2 separate regions of the Homo sapiens genome follow, and region 1 is linked to region 2. The links are chromatin loops, found by intact Hi-C in ENCODE. Cell type or tissue: endothelial cell of umbilical vein. All regions are shown on one strand. Links, peaks and the distances in the headings refer to the core of each region. The heading gives the core; the rest is flanking DNA.

Region 1 (9,286 bases), core at 767-8,766, 73 kb before region 2:
GGGAAACAACCTTTTAAAAACCCTACATTTTATAAAATGTTACTTAAACATATTTTGTTTTGTTTTCTTCTCTACAAGAAATGGTGGTCTTTTAGAAAACTGTTAATGAGAGCTAAGATTTTTCAAAATTACTTCTTGCAAACAGTATTCTATATTGGAAAGCATAAAGCAAGCTCAAGGGACTACATAGAAATTAATACAAAAGACTCAATGAGGGAACTATAAGAGCTCCAACCTGGGCACTGCACCATGCCATCCCTAATGCAGAAGGTCAGATGCAATAGGTCTGCAGAAAAGATGAGCTATGTTTGGAGAACGTAGAATTTTAAATGCCTATGGACATCTAGGAGACAACCAGCTGGCAGTCAAAAGTAGGTCTAGCATTCTGGAAGACTTGAAATTTATCAGTACATAGGTGGTAAAGCCGTGAGTGAATAACATCCCAAAGACTGTGTGCAGGTAGAAAGGGGGCAGAATCTTAGCCAAAACAAACACTTAAGGGGAAAAAAGCAAAGTCACCAAAAATAACCAAGAACAACTGACCAGAAAGGCAGGATGAGAACCGGCAGAAAGAAAGGTTTCAGGGAATCCAGGGAAGAGAGTTTCGAGAAGGGGGATGTTCTCAGTGTCAAATGTCACATGGAGATCAAAGACTGAAATATGTCCTCATGATGCTACTAATTCAGGTTTATTTTGGCAAAGTTAAAAGAATGAAACTTCTATGAAACAATGGTCTGACTGAATTGAAGCTGGGCCCCATGTTTGTGCAATGCAGTCTTTAATGACAAGATATGAGACCTTGAAAGTAAGCAGGGCTTCCTTCTTTCTTCCTCCATTTTCACCTCTCTACGCCATATCTAGGAGTGGATAATTTCAAATGACATTAAGTCTTTAAAATGTTTCCTATTCCAATTGGCATGATGACACAAAATGGGCTAGTTTAGATTTTTTTTAATGTAAATTTAGAATCTCCTAGCAACATAATCTCAGAACAGAGATAAGAATTAAATATGGATCTCAAAATTCTAAATCCTAGATATAACACTCTTACAGACAAGCTGCCCTATTCATTCAACAAATACTTGAGGGCATATTATATGCAAGGTACTATTCTAGGCACTTGGGACACATCAATGAACTTAAGATCTTTTTCTCACTTAAATTCTAGCTGGGGAAGATAGACAAATAAATATACTAAGTGAATTTTATAGTATATAAAAACCTGGATGACAAAGGGCCCTATAGGCCATCATAAAGACTTTGCTTTTACTCTGGGAGAAATGAGGAGACATCATAGGAATGTGAGCTGATAAGTGACATGACCCGACTTACATTTTAGAAGATTCATCTGCTGAACCAACATGGCAGTGGTAGAGTGGTAAGAAGGGGTCAGATTCTGGACATAAACTGAAGGCTGAACTAGTTAACCCGTCTTTCTAATGGACTGCATATGTGGTATGACAAAAAAAAAAAAGGCGAAGACAGAGGAATGCTGGAGTTACCAGCTACTGAGATGGGGAAGGCTTGGCTTAGTCAGGGGAAGGGTGGGGAGGGTATCAGGAGATGCCTATTAGACATCAAAGCGGATGAGTAAAGTAGGTAATTGGATATATGAGCATGGAAAGGTCTAGACTAGAGAGACAAATATGGGAGTTATCAACATATAGATGGCATTTAGGGAATGAATAGATAGCAAGGAAGCTCAATAACAAAATCCTGGGGCACCCTACCAACAAGAGATGGGGGAGAAGTGGAGGAGCTGGCAAAGGAGACTGAGGAATAACCACTATTTCTTTCTCTCCCCACTCCACATGCCTAATGCAAAAGCAGTGTAGCATTCATGATGATCCTCTACATAAGAATACAGTGTCTGTTAATTTAGAATCACTCTGAAAGTACAATTACTAATTATTATTAATAAGATGATGGTATCATATTTGAAAACACTAGAAACAGTGGAATCAATCCAATATTCCATTTTAACAATTTAAATAGTATTCACTTCTATGACTTAGATTTTCTTAGACATTCATGAGAATAACCTGAAGTTTCTAAAGTTTTCCATTATTCAGTTCATTTTAAAGTTTAGAGGAACACCACACAGAATTGCTAAGCTAAAAAAAATGAATAAAATTTGGATTTAATCTCTCAAAATTCCAGTGTTTTCTTTTATGAAGTGACATCATATGCCTAAAATTTTCAACACTATCATTTTTAAAGTCCTTATGATTCTAAGGAAACATTGTAAATGTTATTATTTTCTTTTCAAGAAATAAAATTTTAGTAAGGAATAAACTATTCCTACAAGCTTCTATAAAACTCCTTGCAACAAGGTGTTTTTCCCATTGTGTCTCTAAAAATCAAAACCTTTTGCATTTCAATACATTCATTAAATAAATGTGGAAGTACACAATGATATTCATAAGGTAACAAGCACTTTTAGAGCATCTAGTTGAGGACCAACAATAAATAGCCAATGAAAGTGCCAAATTTCCAACTTTGGGTAATAGGATGCGGGGGAAAGATATAGTCAGCAGATATAATGCAGCAAAAAGCCAACTCTCTGGTTTCCTCTGATGCCTTAATAAACAAAACCAAATGAACAAAAAAAGTCATCTATCCCATAGAAAAGACCCCATATGAAAATACCTCGCATTTCTGCAGCCACCTCCAAAGTCTGAACTTTTGGTTGGCTCTCATTTTGGCTTCTGTTTTTAGCATATGAATAATGAGCTGATTTTTGTTTTGTAGAGCCATATCAAGAGGTGTTTCTCCCTTAAAAAAGAGTAGGGTAAAAAGTTTAAAAGTATTTTTAATATATTATGAGTGCTAAACTTTTTTTAAAAACACCAGAATCATAGACTCAACACATTATTCCAAGGATAGCCAGCTATTATCATTTATATCTATCTTGGGGTAACTGAAAACAATTATATAGCTTATCTTTACGTTAATTTATCAATCTTCTAACTCAAGATATAATAAACTAAGGGAGATAAATATCTGGCCATACCTTAACATTCTGGATATCCAGGCTAGAACCAGCTTCCAAAAGCTTATCAACTGCATTAACATTTCCTGCTGCAACTGCCCAGTGAAGTGGAGTGTTTTGGTGTATTTTATCAACCACATTGAGAGAAGGATTAAACTTTAAAAGAAATCCAGTTGGTTCTGGCCTGTCTCAAAATAATAAAATACCAAGAGGCATTAACAGAGATGATGACTTAAGGAGTAAATGCAAATTATGAATCTTTTAAGATAATGCCATCAATTAACCATTCAGTTAAGTATTCAGAACTGAGAAACTTCTTTGTACTGAGTTCTATTCTAGGTACTAATAGGAGATTAAAAAAAAAGACATCTATTAAATGACGACTGCTATACAGATAGATAATTTTAACAATGCAGTGGAATAACTGCTTTTGTTTTTCAAACTTTTCCTTTCATATTGTTGTTCTATTGGCTAACACTTTTCTTTGAATATAGATTTAACTTTAGCCAATATTAAATGCTATGCTATTTATTCAATTAAAGACTAAATGTATGTCTTAGTTGAGGAGCTAACTTCATACTCTCCATCAAATCAACTGTTAAATAAAGCAGGTATAAATTATGCCCTAAAATATTTGTATATCTTAGAAAGTTACGGACTAGAAGACAGAATTCAGTAAAATATTTTTACTTTACCAATACCTTTCCTTCCTTCATGACCACTGAAGAGATTCTTTTAATAAAACAATATTCTACTTTATTTATTCTATCAATATCTTTATAGAGATTATACCTGACTTCAGATTTACCAGCACAGAAGAGAAAATGCTTTTTAATAAAATTCTACCTCCAGTCCTACCATTCCATGAACAAAAAGGAAATAGCATTAGAACTAACACAGTTCCTAGAAGTCCTAAGTACAAGCAAAATCAGAGATTCAATACAACATAGAAACAAACTGCTAAAGTGAGAACTGTCGTAAGTATCTGCCTAGATAAATACCAGAAGTTGAACTATACAGTGGTCATTAATCATGTGTTTATAGAAATAAATACACAGAAAAACTTGAATATGTAAGTGCCTGATCTGAACATACAGACTCTTTTCAGTTAATGATATTTTCAAAGTAGTCAAGAATGATGTCAGAGAATCTCAAAATTTAATATTTTCCAGAAAGCAGATTTATCACTTAGATTTCAAATTATGAGAACATTTAAAATTATAGCCATTTTTTTAAAGCCAAAGGAAGAAATACAAGTCATGTTAACAAGTATATTTCAAGGTATATCTACTTGATAGGTAAGGAAATTTTTTTCTTATTAGTAGCTTTCAAACTTTTTGCCAAAGCTATCAGAAAAGAGAAAATGTATTTCAAGGCTGCTTTTCTAACTATAACTACCTTAAAAGTCAATTATCACAGTCTCTGTGTGAAAAATCTTATTTTCTTCAATGTACTATCATCTCACATAGACACAGATACTTAAAATTACATACACAGAAAAGAAATAGTTGGAACCAAGAATGAGATTGAGTGGACTAAATTAAACTCACCCAATTACTTTGTGAGCTGATAACATGAGAGGTGTCTGCCCATTTACATCTGTCATATTCACACTCTATTCAAAAAGAAGACAATTAGCATAACTGTAAATACACTCAAAAGTCTATTTGTTCTCTTAATAGAAATATCTCTTTAATACATTCAATACTACCATTATTTCTACATAAAGGGCTCAAATATCATTTGATAAAAAGAATGTTTTGCTCACTTCCATAGGGTAAAAATCCATGGATTTCCACAGAATATTTTTAAAAAGAAAATCTGAATATATAATGTAAAGTGTTATATGATGTGAACACAGTTAAGGGAAAGAGTAAAATGTTGATAGCTACCATCAAATACAAGAGATGGTAGAGACCTTAAAAGTCACCTAGTTGAGACCTTAGTTGACACATTAATTCGCATTATCATTTCTTATACAAAGTCATTCAGTACCTACTCAAACACTTCCAGTAAATAGTGAACTCCCTATCTTCTGAGGCAACTTGTCTTTCTGGACTTATCATATTAAGTTTTAAATAGTAAAATATGAAAATTTCCTTTCTATTTTCTGGAACACAGAAAAAAAAAGGAAATCATATTTCCATGAGGATACAGTCCTTTTAATAAGACAGGTCTAGGTTTAAGGTATACAGCAATGGTTTCAGCTAAGCCAAAGAAAAACAGTTTCAGCTTCTGAAGATTCTTATGGGCCTTGGAGGAACAGGACTTGGGAAGGCACCCAAAGAGAAGCAGACAGGACTCTTCCTCATATATTTATATTTTTCCAACAATGAAACCTAGGAGGTTATAATTCTACTTCAATCAGCTAAGTCTGAGAGAAAGTGCTTATTTAAAGGGAGCACAATCATTCCAACAGCATTTGTGCAAACACGTTTTCATGCCTTTTACAGGCAAGTCTGCTAATACATAAACTACTTTGCTACCAGAAAACATATTCCAGGCAAGTATAATTGACAGTGAAACTTACAATAACCTATAATTTAACCTGTGCCTCTCAAGGCAAGTCAATTTTCATGGAATTACTTTAGAGAACAATAAGAAACATATATTCAAATTGGCCTCCCATTTGGGCTCAAATAATGAAAGCAAATGATGGGTTAATTTAGTGATTTGACTACCATTTTTATATTCAACTAGAAGAAAAATACAGGCTTTGAAGTCATGTTTTTGAGAAACTCTGCAAATTACTGGGTTCATAAGAAAAACTATTACCAGCTTACAAGTTTCAGAAACATCTATTATACGTTACTGAGCTAAATGACCTGTCCTTTTCCCTCCAATGAAGCTGAAAAGCAGTATTCAATGGCTAAACGTACTGAGGCTAATATCTGAATATCTGGATATCCATTAACCTCCACTTTAAAAATGAGAAGAGACTACTACTAATAATTTCCCCAACCTCTTCAGATGATAAAAACTGGAGTATAAGACACATTTCAGAACATACCTGTCCCTTTGAGATGAGATATGCTATAATAGGCATGTGTTGAAACAATACTGCCAGGTGGATGCTGCTGAATCCCTCTCCATCAATAAGAGTGGGGTCTGCACCATGCTGGAGTAATAATATGACCATAGGTAAATGTCCTTGTCTGCAAATAGAAGACAAAAAGCCATTCTGTAGCATGCAGAAAAAGCAAAAAGTCAGGGAGAGACTGATATTCCTAAGACATGAGGGATTTTGGTTACATATAAAAAATATTTCCTAACAGTAAGATTTTTGAAACAATGGTGATTGTCCAAACGTTTTTAACTTAGATGCTGCAAACTTAGAACTATATGGATAATCATTCTCGTTTTTTTTTGTTTTTTGTTTTTTGTTTTTGAGATGGAGTCTCGCTCTGTGACCCAGGCTGGAGTGCAGTGGCACGATCTCAGCTCACTGCAACATCTGCCTCCCAGGTTCAAGCGGTTCTCCTGCCTCAGCGGGGACTACAGGCGCATGCCACCATGCCCACCTAATTTTTTGTATTTTTAGTAGAGATGGGGTTTCATTGTGTTAGCCAGGATGGTCTCGATCTCCTGACCTCATGATCTGCCTGCCTGGGCCTCCCAAAGTGCTGGGATTACAGGCATGAGCCACTGCACCCGGCCTGGATAATCATTCTTGAGTGCAAGTGATAAACTTGATAACTTCCCAATCTACCCTAAACCTGACCTTCACACATTACCATACGTGAATAATAATTCTTTATGACATGGTAACAATGAAGATTCTAAGACCACTTAGATGTCACTGTCATTTTAAAATCAAAAAATCATAAGCCAGATATACAGAAATATAATATTCATAAACTATGGGTTTACTGTGATAATATTAAGAGCTATATATTCATATGCTTTTCTTATGCTTGACTATGGTTCATTTTTCATGTAAAGTACTGTACCTCAGTAGCTTAAAGGGCATGAAGTAACCCTAGAGTTTCAAAACTCTTAGCTATGGAGAAAAGATTCAACTCCTTGACTTACATGAACAATTATTCACTTCAGTTTCAGATTCCTGTCAACCCCACCAACCACCGAGAGTGGAGTTTAAATTAATAAAAGAAACTGATAAGTATTCAAGACTTACTAACTTCAGTTTCAGATGGCCAATATACAACAGAGAAAAAAGGAGAGTGACCACACAATATAAATGTTCTAAGTTGATATACTCAAAATTTCTTGTTAATCCTGCAACAACTTTTAAAAGAGTTGACTCAATTGGCCCTAAGATATAGAGATATACTTCACATTTAAGAGGAAACTCACCTCTGAAATAAAATCGTAAATTTCTAAATAGACATCTGTCATAAGCCTGAACTGAATGAGTTTGCACTTCACTGAACTACTATTTTTATTTATGTTACCAAGTATGAAAATTATTTATTCTAATTACAAAAAAGAAACTATAAAACACATATTTGAGTTGGATAATCATAATGAAGCCCTAAATTAAATATCGAAAACATCCTTTCTGCAAACTCTTTAAAGCTGAAATTTATTTTTAAATAAAGGGGGGGGGGGAAGAAAAGACAGCCTTTCAAATCGTCTATAACTGATTTTTTATATGGTGACCACTAGCTATATGTGGCTATTTAATTTCAGTGTTCAAAGAAACCTTACCGGATGGCCCAGTGAAGAGGAGTTGAATTTAAATCTCCACCCAACTGATCTACAACAGCACCTTTTGAAATATAAAACCTGTTAAAAGCAGACACAAATGAAAGTAAGATTTGAAACTTAAGCTTCATATTGAGAAAGAAAATACTAATTTTTTCATAGTAATAAATATGTTGGAGAACAAATTATGATAGTAATAATCCCTAAAACACCCAGATCTATAGAAATATGAAAGGTTCACATGGCAGAATCAGACAAATCCCTGATGAAACATCCTTAGGATGTAAGTAATTAGTCCTGCTGTAATTAGCATTCCATTATAACTTACATATCAAATACATCATAACTACTCTCTGCATAGTCTAACTACCGCAGCACTCTTGAAATTGTTTATATTCAAAAGGTTTAGGATCAGACAGATATTCTTACTTGACTGGAAGGAGAAAGGTAAAGTTATGTCACCTTCAACAGTTTAAAAGTAGAATTACTATGTGGGAATGAATTTTAAAAGTAAGTAGTAAAGAATTAATTTAAAATCCTTTTGGAAAAGTTAGACATTTTGAGTGTTTTGCCCTGTATTTAGGGTACGGAGATGAGAGGCACTGTATAAGGTGGACATATAAGGTAATAAGACTGATTTTCTTCTATGGTTTATAGGAATTAGTCTCATTACTTCAAAGTTGAGCTTCATACATCATATTATCTAAATACCATGCCAGTTTATTTCCACAGAAGAGGAGTTTGCCTGTGAGTATTCATGTGTGTTAGAACATTTTAAACCTTAATAAATTTCTTAAACTTTGAGGATTTTAAATATCTAATCCTATAACACAAAATATATACACATTCACATACACATGTACATTTTACATGTTAAGCTGTTTAAAAGAAACAATGGGTAGGCAGTAGTGCTTTATGAAGGGGAAATATTTTATACAATCCAATACATGCCCACTTAAAAGTATATTCCATATTTAGTTTTTTTAAAAGGTTAAATCTCCTACCTATCTATTCTTCGTGGTATTAAAATGTAAAATATTTCAATGCTTCTTCTAAACTAGATGAGACTTCCCATTCTCTTCTGAAAAAGTTTATTATACTTTTCCTTTTTTAAAAAATGTTCACTTTTACTTTCTAAACTTTATGATTGGCCCCCTTGGCTTTATCTCTAATTTTCCCTTTTGGATCAACCAGGCATGGTCTCTAAGGTCCCTTTCAACTTTATAATAACCAACGTGTGTGGCAGAAAAAGTTTCGGGTGTTCTTTTACACGAGGATTACACATGGTTCAATACCCATACTTAAAGAAAAAGATAAATGAAGGAGAGGTCTAAAATTATAAATACACAATTAACACACATATCCCATCTTACTTTACAAGATCCAGTCTGTTGTTAATAGCAGCCCAATGAAGAAGCGACACATTTTCTTTATCTGGTTGCCTGACATCATATCCTGCTTCTACCAACTCTTTACATCGTTCAAAAATTCCGTATCTCAAAGAAGAAAAAAAAAAGCATAATTGATACAATTAAAATCATTTCAAATATCAAAATTTCTTCACTTTACTATATCTTTTCACTATCCAAACTGCCTTTCAGTCAATACAGAAATATAATAATTAACAAA
Region 2 (9,286 bases), core at 633-8,632:
ATCACGGCTCACAGCAGCCTCCAACTCCTGGACTCAAGTGATCCTTCCACCTCAGCCTCTCAAATAACTGGGACTATAGGCACATGCCACCACATCTGGCTAATTTCTTGTTTTTGTTTTTGTTTTTGTTTTGTTTTGTAGAGATGGGGTCTCACTATGTTGCCTAGGACATAGTGAGACCCCATCTCTACAAAACAAAACAAAACAGGAGTTCAAGTTGATTGCATGAACTCTTGGGCTCAAGTATTCCTCCTGCCTCAGCCTCCCAAAGTGCTGAGATTACAGGTGTGAGCCACCATCCCTGGCAGAAGTTGATTTTTTAAAAAGGAGGAACATTTCCTGACCCATCTGCTCTTGACCAAATATCCCATGAACTCCTTCCAAAGGTGAGCATTTCTCTGGCATATTTCTGCTCTTCTCTCCTTTAAACTCAGAGGTAATATTACTCCCAGGATCTCAGTCCCTTTTTCTCTCCCTGCCACATCTTCTTTCTGACATTAAAATCAGTCTCTGTCTTTCATATCCACACAGGGAGGAGGTGGGGTTCAGCTAATGAATATTTGAGAAGCCCTTTGAGATCTTGGATGAAAGGTACCTTATAAAATGCAATTAAAAATAATATGGGTAATTACTAGCTGGGCTAATCCCTGTAGGATAATTAGAGAGTTTTCCTCTGGCAGATTCTGAATTCATGCAGAAACTCAGAGTTCAAAAGGCAAAACTGATTTGAAATTTCAGGGGCCACTGGTATGCTTCCTCTGTTCCAGCATCATATCCGTGAGTCTTTTCTGAAATCTGAGGAGCTTCTTAGCAGGCCAGAGCTGGAAAGGATCTTTGAGATGATCTTTCCAAACTCTTTGGATTACAGATGAAGCCACCAAGACCCAGAAAACTGATGTGTCTGGCTTAAAGCTGCAGAGCAAGTGTGGGAGAGCCACAGCTCAGGTCCAGTCCCTAGACACCCCAATTTAGGGGTTCCTGTCACCACTCCTAATCTATAATGTACTCTCTCCAAATCTCTGCATACTGCACAGTAGAGTACTGGAACAAAAGTCACACAGAGTTGAATTCAAATCCCAGCTCTGACACAGATGAAAGCAAAGTAGCTGGCAAGTAAGCCTCAATTTCCCCATGTGTATAATGGGAATAATAACACCTGCCTCATAGGATTGTTGTGAGGAGTCAATGAGTAATGACACGGAAGCGTCTGGCACAAAGCACGTGTTCAGTCAAAGCTGCTGGAATGAATGGAGTCTTTGCAGTCCTGGGGTTTGACCTACAGTCCTTGTTTTGTACAGCTATGTTCAATCTGCATTTATGGGGCACTTACATGCTGCAGACTGTGCTAAGCTCTCCAGTACTTTATGTCATTTAGTCATCACCACATCCCCTCAAGGTCAGCAGTATGAAGTTGAGCTTCAGGTTGGTTAGCTAACTTGTCCAAGGCCACAGCTGAAGAGGAGGCAGGACTTGGCCCTGTGCGCTCAGCCACCACGTGACACTGTCGTCACTTGTGAGAAGAGGAATGCACATTGTTATAACCACAGTGGAGCCCTAAAAGGGTTTTCTGCTGGGATACAGGGGAGGAGTAATGGAGGGAGATTGGGAATGGTTGTAGCCTAAGAGGATCTATTGAAGCATTTTTGTTTCCAGTTATAAAAATTAAATTCTTCTCCTGCATAAGATTTAATTATTCTGAGGAGGCTGCACTGATGAAAGTAGTTAAATTATCTTCTCTGAAAAGATAATCAAGAAATCTGGATTCAGGTCCTGGATCTGCTCCTTAGAAACCGTGTGTCTTGCTCAAGTCCCTCAACGTTTCCATCTCCCCAAGACTTGTGTTCCTCATCTATGTAATGCCTTATCCCACATGGAGTCTTTGGAGGCTCAAATGTGAGTAACATGGAAGTGCTCTGTCAATTGCAACTTCTGTACAAATGAGAATCATTACTTGTACCATTCATAGTTTAGAAGACTTTCAGTCTGAAGGAGGAGATAGCTGGAAGCCCCAGGCTGGGCTACTAATCCAGCACACTTCGCAGGCTGGGGACAAAACACATCACATAATTTATGGCTCTGAGCTCAAATTATTTGGTTGGAAGTAGGCACTTTGGGGGAACAACCCTTTGAAATTTAATTGTAAATTAATGGGTTTCACTTGTTTCAGGTTTCAAATTTTTTTCTGGGCTGAGACCCAAGATTAAAACCTGATGTGTCACATTCTTTCATTCTGTGTGTTTAGAAGAAAACAGGCCCCTGTGAAAGGCTGCTGGGTGAGGCTGGCAAAGGAGGAAGGAGCTGATCCAAGAGTTGTTAATCACCCCCCAACGATTTCCTCATCAACCGAGCCTTTCCCAAGGACTCCCTAGAAACTTGAATAACCAGGAATGTATTCTTCTGAACTACCCTGTTTAAAACGGACAGCTGAGTCATCCTTTCCAGGGATGTCCAGGGCTGACCAAGAGAATGACAGTGGCTAAGGCTATCAGAGCCAAAGGACACTCAGAGGTTGCTCTCTGCAGCCACCCCAGGCAGGGGTTTTTTGAAGAGATGGTCATCTCACACCCCTAGCGATGGGGAACTCACTCCCTCTCATTGTCAGACACTTGCTGGAAGCTGCTCCAGATCTCCAGCCTCCATTTATCTCTGTGTAATTCTCACCCACTGCTCAAGGGTCCATCCTCTGGAGCCACAGGGCCATGTATAGCCCTCTCCACCACCTGCGTCAACCCTGAGACAACCCTTCCCAAGACTAAGTCCTACAAGTTAAAGAGATGGATGTAGCTGAAAATATATATCTTGAGGCATCAGAAGGCTTGAATTCAAATCTCAGCTTAACAACTCATTAGCTTTGTGACTTTGGGAAATTTGCTTAACATCTCTGATCCTTAGTGTACTTATCTTTAAAACAAATACCTTTGGGGATTGCTGTGAGGATCTAACATATAAAGGAAGAGGAACCTAAGGCCAGAAGTAAAGTCAGACCCAAGTGAATACATGGGAAGAAACTATCACACACTCCGGGGAATTCTGTACCGTCTGGTGGCCTAGACCTGTTACACACAGGACTTTACTAGGAATGAAGGGGTGATTCTGCACTAATCCTTATATCCATGCAGTGCAGGGAGTCAAATTAGAGAGCCCTCTGAATAAAGCCAGGACTCAGAAACAGCTATACTCTCTGAGAAAAAGGATGATTGATGAAAAATAAAACAAACAAAACATAAAACCTGCACAGTATAACTAAGCAGCAAGGAAAAGTGTCTGTGTCCACCTTGATTTACAGTAGTTGGGGGAGAAAATAGTGCCCTGAGGTTTCAGTGCTACTGGCTGACCATTGCATAACTAGGGATTCTGAAATGACACTAATTTACACATGGTCTTAAAACCCTCAAGATGATCAATTGAATTTAAGTGGACCTTGAAAAAGAAAAAAATAAAGTGGACTCTGTTCTGTTATCAGTATGTCCTGACGCCTGACAGAAGCAATCAGGAATCTTCCCTACAGAAATGCACCCTCAAGCCAAGCCTTATAGAATTATCATAAGATTCCAAAAACTAGGGGCTCACAATCAAAATGATGTGTGCAAGGAAACAGACCACCATGAATCAGTGGCAGCAGAAACAGCAAATTATAGAACCAGGCCCACAAAGACTTCAGATATTGGGATACATATAGACTATAGAAAAATTATGTTTAATATGTTTAAATAAACATATTAAAGAAAGACTCAAAAGAAGACTCACACCCACATCTTCTGGCATGGTCCAGTGCTCTTTCCACTAATTCAAGAAAGAAAGAATAAAAAATGAGTCAAGAACAAAAGAATATAAAAATGACCAGGCAGATTTGAAAAATAATCCAAGTACCTACTAATGATGAAGTATCTCAAGCTTCCTCTATGAAAGCCAACACACTTCCTATTAGACAAAAATTTAGAAAATGTCCAGTCCACCCCCAGCTATTAAATGCATCCTGTGCCAGCAGCAGGAAACAGTCATAAATATTCTTCCAGAATCATCCTTTTGCCTGACCCATTCCTCTTGTGCTGCTTTTCCTAGCTCTGGGATTCCCTGGATTCCTTTCCCAGTTCCAGGCACCAACTTCTGGCCCTCTTCCTTATCTAGGTGACACATTCAGACACTCCTCAGCTCCCCTCTCAGCTCCACATTTCATGGGGCACCTTCAGTCCAAGTGTGAGGGGGTCTCAAATATGACTGTGCTAGCAGCAATTATTATAAACACGCTACGTGCTACCACCACCATCTGCATGCTTCTTTACAAAATACCTTTTATGTCTATGAAAGCTTGGTCATCCTCACAAATGAAGGAGACAGGTTCACAGAGTTATAGTCATTCAGCTAGAAATGGACAGAGCCAAGACTCAAAAGAAGACTCACACCCACATCTGGCATCTCCCAGTGCTCTTTCCACTAATTCAAGCTACCTCCAATAATAGAGCAATGATGAATAACCAACCAGCACTGTCTGTTCTTTATTATTACATAGGTTAAACCCTCACCTGTTTTCATCAAACTGAACTGAAACCTTCTCAAGAGTTACCCAGTTGGTTGAGAAATCTGTGGGTCATTGCCAAGTACGGTCTTAGGATCAAGGAAATGTTAATTTATGTCCCAATTGTTTGGAGATCACTGGCTACAGTTAGTGGAGACATAAGTACAGGTTCTTTCGGGCAAAAGCCAGCCTAAGCATAGCACACGATGGAGAGGTACCCGACGGGAACGGAGTCCCTATGATTCCCCCCTTCCCCTGTCTCAGGGTAACATCTGAAGTTCCACAGAAAAACATGTTTTAAACTATCAAACAAAACATTAAAAACCTATATAAAAAAAAATGAGAGCATGTGTACCCAGCTAGGTAAAGTGTGCAATTTGAGTCTGTTTTCTGTTCATTTTACTCCGGGAGAGATTGTCTAGACAAAAGCAGAAAAGAAACTTTGTGTGCGCCCTCTTGTGGAGGAGGCCTAGCACTGCAGGGCCACCCCCAGCCAGCCTTGCCCTTTAGAGCTGCTGAATGAGACAGACAAGGGGCTGCCTGCCCATGGAATTTACATTCTAGTGGAAGCAGATGGGGAAAATCCCAAGCAGATAAATGAACAAGATCTTTCCAGATCATGAAAGTAAAGAGCATAAAACAGGGTAATGTAATAGAGTGAGTAGAGGAGGGTGTGGGTCAGGCTACAAGTTGTGTGTTCAAGAAAGGCCAGCTGGGGCAGGGGAGAGGAGATGGCTGAGCTGAGCCCCAAGTGTCAAGAAGTTACCAACCACGGGAAGTTCAGGGCAACCAGCCCAGGCAGTGCCAACGCCTTGAGGTAGGAATGAGTTTGGGGTGTCAAGCACAGAGAAGCCAGTGTGACAAGTGGCAAAAGCAAACAGAAGTATTCCAGTGAGTGAGGATGGAGGGTGAGGCACCTCTGGGAGCACGCATATCATCCAAGTAGGAAAACGGGGTCTGTTTCACACTTTCAGGAGACTTAATTCTCACCCCTGCACCCACCTCCCACAGCCAGTTCTTCAGCAAATCCAGTTGGCTCTGCCTCAAACCATCCACTTTCCTCATCCCTATGGCCATCCCCAGCCCTAGTTATCACCCTCTTCTGCAATAGCTTCCTAGTGGATCTCCTTGCCCCTTGCAAGGCATTCTCCTCTCCACAGAAAAGTGATCTGCTTAATGTAAATGAGAAAATCAGATGGTGCCTCTTCCTTGCTTAGAACTCTCCAATGGCTTTGCACTTAGAATAAACCTCCCCTTAGGTCTGACTTATCCCTGCCTCTGCTCCAGCCACAGTAAACTCTAATCTCTTTCCTGCTTCAGGACACTTGCACTCGCAGTTCCCTACACCAGGAACATTTTTTCCTTGGTTTTTGACAAATCTGGTTCCTTTTCATCCTCCTGGGCTCAGCTTAAACTTCTCAGGGAATCCTTCCTTGACCACTCCATCCAAAGGAGCCCCCAAGTGACTCTCCATCACCTTGTCCTATTGATTTCCCTCATGGCAGCTATGATAATGTGTCATTTTTCCATTTATTCATTATTTTCTTACTTTTCATCTTTTTTCACATTGTATTTGAGGTCCATGAGGGCAGAGACCATAACTCTTATTCACTGCTGGATCCTCAGTGCCTGCAGAGCTCCTGGTATTTGCGTGATATTTGAGGAATGAATGAATGAGCCCTAGGAGGTAGCAGTCAAGATGGAATCTAGGAATTATCTAGCCCAACAGCCCTCAAATTCTGTTTTTAGCACAGAAGCTGTTTCCAAATGGACTCTTACACAGAACCTAAGAATGAAGCAAGACACAGCAGACATGAGCCCTGCCCTCCTGGCTCTGTCTCCATGTCGCCAAGAGCCCTGGCTGAGCCAACGACACTGGCAGCTCTTGAGAAACACCTCCCAGGTGGCTAAGTCCTCATGAATTTTCCCTCAGCCCATGTTTCTCTGACTTCCCCTGTTCTACAAATGAGAACAGAGGCAGAATGGAAAATAATATTTTAAATTGCCATCAGCAGTTTGGGGGGTGGGTAGAGTTAAATATATTAGAGAAAATTTTCATGGGGGAATGTATTTGGGAACACTTCTGGGGTGTGAGTGAGCTCTGTGGTTTTTACTTCAGAGCACCTATGTGGGCTCAGGCACATTTGCAAGAATTTCTGGAAGCCCTGTGTGCCCCAAAGAGGGAGCAGAGACCAGTTACTCTCCTGCCATCCTTTTCCTTCTCCAGAACATTGATGTGCCCTTTCAGGTGCCAGGCAGCACAACTCAGTGGGCACAAAAAGAGGGTGAGTCGGCAGAGGCCTGCTGTCCAGGTGTCCTGGGAAAGTCCTTAGCTGTGTTCACATCATTTATGACCCAGTTCGTATATTCTCAACTCACCTTTTTACCTTGGCCATTGATGTGGCAACCAACTATATGCAAATGTAGCCTGACTGCTGTCCAGAATGTCTCTTGATTTCTGTTTGTTTTTTTTGAGACAGAGTTTTGCTCTGTCACCTAGGCTGGAGTGCAATGGTGCGATCTCGGCTCACTGCAGCCTCCACCTGCCAGGTTCAAGCGATTCTCCTGCCTCAGCCTCCTGAGTAGCTGGGATTACAGGCATGTGCCACCATGCCCGGCTAATTTTTGTATTTTTAGTAGAAATGGGGTTTCACCATGTTGGCCAGGCTGGTCTCAAACTCCTGACCTCAGGTGATCCGCCTGCCTCGGCCTTCCAAAGTGCTGGGATTACAGGCATGAACCACCGTGCCCAACCATGTCTCTTCATTTCTAATGGCTACTTATCAGCTGTGTGATCTTGGGCAAGTTGCTTAACCTCTCTAGGTTTCATCATCTGAAAAAGGGGGATGATAATGATACCACTTCATATGATTGTACCAAACAGTAAATGAGTTAATAAATGTAAAGTGCTTACAACAGTGCCTGACACAAAGCAAGTGCTATCAAAAAGATCAACATTGTTATAATAACTATTATTATTGTTGTTACTCTCGCTAGGGCTGAGCACTAGAAGAGGGAGACGGGGCTTCCTGTAGCTCCGAGTCTGCTAAGCAGGAGCCTGATTTGCCATGGACAGGAGTTGACTTCAGTCCTCAGGCTTGTGGGGTGGGGGCAGGGAGGACAGGAGCTACCATTTATTGAAGGCACAGAATCAAAGAATTCTCAAAACACCTTAGGGAGAAGATACTCTTGGTATCAAAGTGGTGCCATTGGTCTGGGGCAATAACCGAGGTTCATTGCCTCATTCCAAGGAAATCGAGGACATGGACACAAACGAGGAGTGAGTTTAAGAGCAGAGGTTTAATAGGTGAAAGAAAGAGAAAAGAGAAAAACTCTCTCCTGCAGAGAGAGGGGCTCCGGACTGGATCTTCCAGTTCCACGGTGAAATGCATGGAGGCGTTTTGTAGATGAGCTTGAGGAGGCAGTGTCTGATTGACATAGGGCATGAGAGATTGGTCAAACCAGGTGTGCTGTTTGCATAGCATGCAAAGAAGCTGGTCATCCCACCCTAATCTTTTATTATGCAGATGGGGTCTCTACCTGGCCGGTGCCATGTTGCCTGCTTTTTACTGCACATGTGGTGACAAAGGAAAGGGAAGAGGGAACCTCCGTGTTGAATATACCTGGCTTCCAGATATCGCTTTTCTATTGCCACAGCTGCCAGTATTTACCTATGTGAGCTTTTAGCTTGCTTATCTATGCTTGCAGCTTGATTTTTCAGGTTGCTTTTTCTTAGAAAAGAAACAAGTTAGGGGCTGCTTTTTATTAAAAGGAAACCTTACTGAGGACTCTCTTACCCTCACTATCTGCCTAAATAATTTCTTTCTAGTTCCTGTATCACTATCACCTTTTTAGAGATGAGGAAACCAAGGCTTCAGGGGGTTACAGGAGTCATCTGAGGTCATGTAGCCTGGAGTGTCTGAACCAGGGTTGCCCCTAGGCCCAGTGAGTGTGGCCCTGGTCCCTGTCGCCACCCTGCAAAAGGAAGGAAAGGGTAGTGCATATCCCTGTGGTTCCCAGAATGTCCTAGGGGAAGAAGGAAACTGCAAAGATGTACCTCTCAGCCCTTTGTGCCTGCTGGAAAATGCTGCAGGCAATATCCTATCAGGGTCCTGAGGGGAAGGTGGTGCTCTGGGCACTGCTTCCCTGACCTATATCCAGGAGGCTGGGCTCTGGGTGAGGTAGGTGGGGATGGGAATCTGTTGGGAAGAGCACTGGGCCAGGAGTCAGGAGCTGAATTTCAGACCTCACCCAGTGTGCCAGTTCCAGCACCTAAAACAAGGCCTATCAAGTAGCAAGGAGTGCACAATCAATATTCATTGAAGAAATGGATGAGTGAATCCATGAATGAATAACATAGGCCCTGCTCTCAGGGAGCTTTCAGCCTAGAGGAGCAGAGGAGACAGGTGCAGCAGCTACAGAGTTCAGATGAGGGGAGTGCCCTAGGACCTGGGTTATACCCCAAAACGGGAGCCTTCTGGGGCCTAACAGGTAAAGGGGACTACAGAAGGCAAAGAGGAGAGAGGAGTGCAGAGCACAGAGGCCTGCGGAGCATGGGCTTGGAGGCTGAGTAGGTTAGCACTTGAGAGGGATGTGAGAAACGGCTCACACTGTTCGGATCCTTATATTCTGGAACACATCCTGCCCCGACAAGTCCTTCCCTTCACTCTCTCAAAGCATAACTCCAAACTGTGCAGTTATCTGTGGATTGGGGTAAGCTTGGCTCCCCCACACTGATTTTCTAAATTTGGGCTGGACACAGGAGCTGGT

Evidence for each region. A loop is a pair of places that touch in the nucleus more often than their neighbours do. Peaks named below come from ENCODE experiments on the same cell type or tissue, not always from the same donor. Only the 100,000 strongest peaks of a DNase experiment are listed, where the experiment ranks them.
Region 1: it touches region 2 in a loop (4-fold over the local background); 17 of 110 quality-filtered maps call a loop at or near these places.

Annotation. Positions count from the first base shown.
Region 1 is chr11:19,146,048-19,155,333 of GRCh38, reverse strand. ZDHHC13 (zDHHC palmitoyltransferase 13) reads right to left here. Exons shown (of 17, transcript NM_019028.3): 3 at 9,031-9,153; 4 at 7,661-7,738; 5 at 6,003-6,147; 6 at 4,543-4,607; 7 at 3,014-3,176; 8 at 2,650-2,775. Among named protein-coding and RNA genes, the nearest start is that of ZDHHC13, 34 kb to the right of the region's middle. In endothelial cell of umbilical vein, for the core only: no CTCF peak of the experiment used is centred there; no DNase peak of the experiment used is centred there.
Region 2 is chr11:19,072,864-19,082,149 of GRCh38, reverse strand. No RefSeq gene overlaps it. Among named protein-coding and RNA genes, the nearest start is that of MRGPRX2, 17 kb to the right of the region's middle. RefSeq lists a silencer at 3,814-4,108. In endothelial cell of umbilical vein, for the core only: a CTCF peak has its summit at 4,979 (motif pointing left); DNase peaks (open chromatin) are centred at 1,399, 2,319, 3,999 and 4,939; H3K27ac peaks cover 4,148 bases.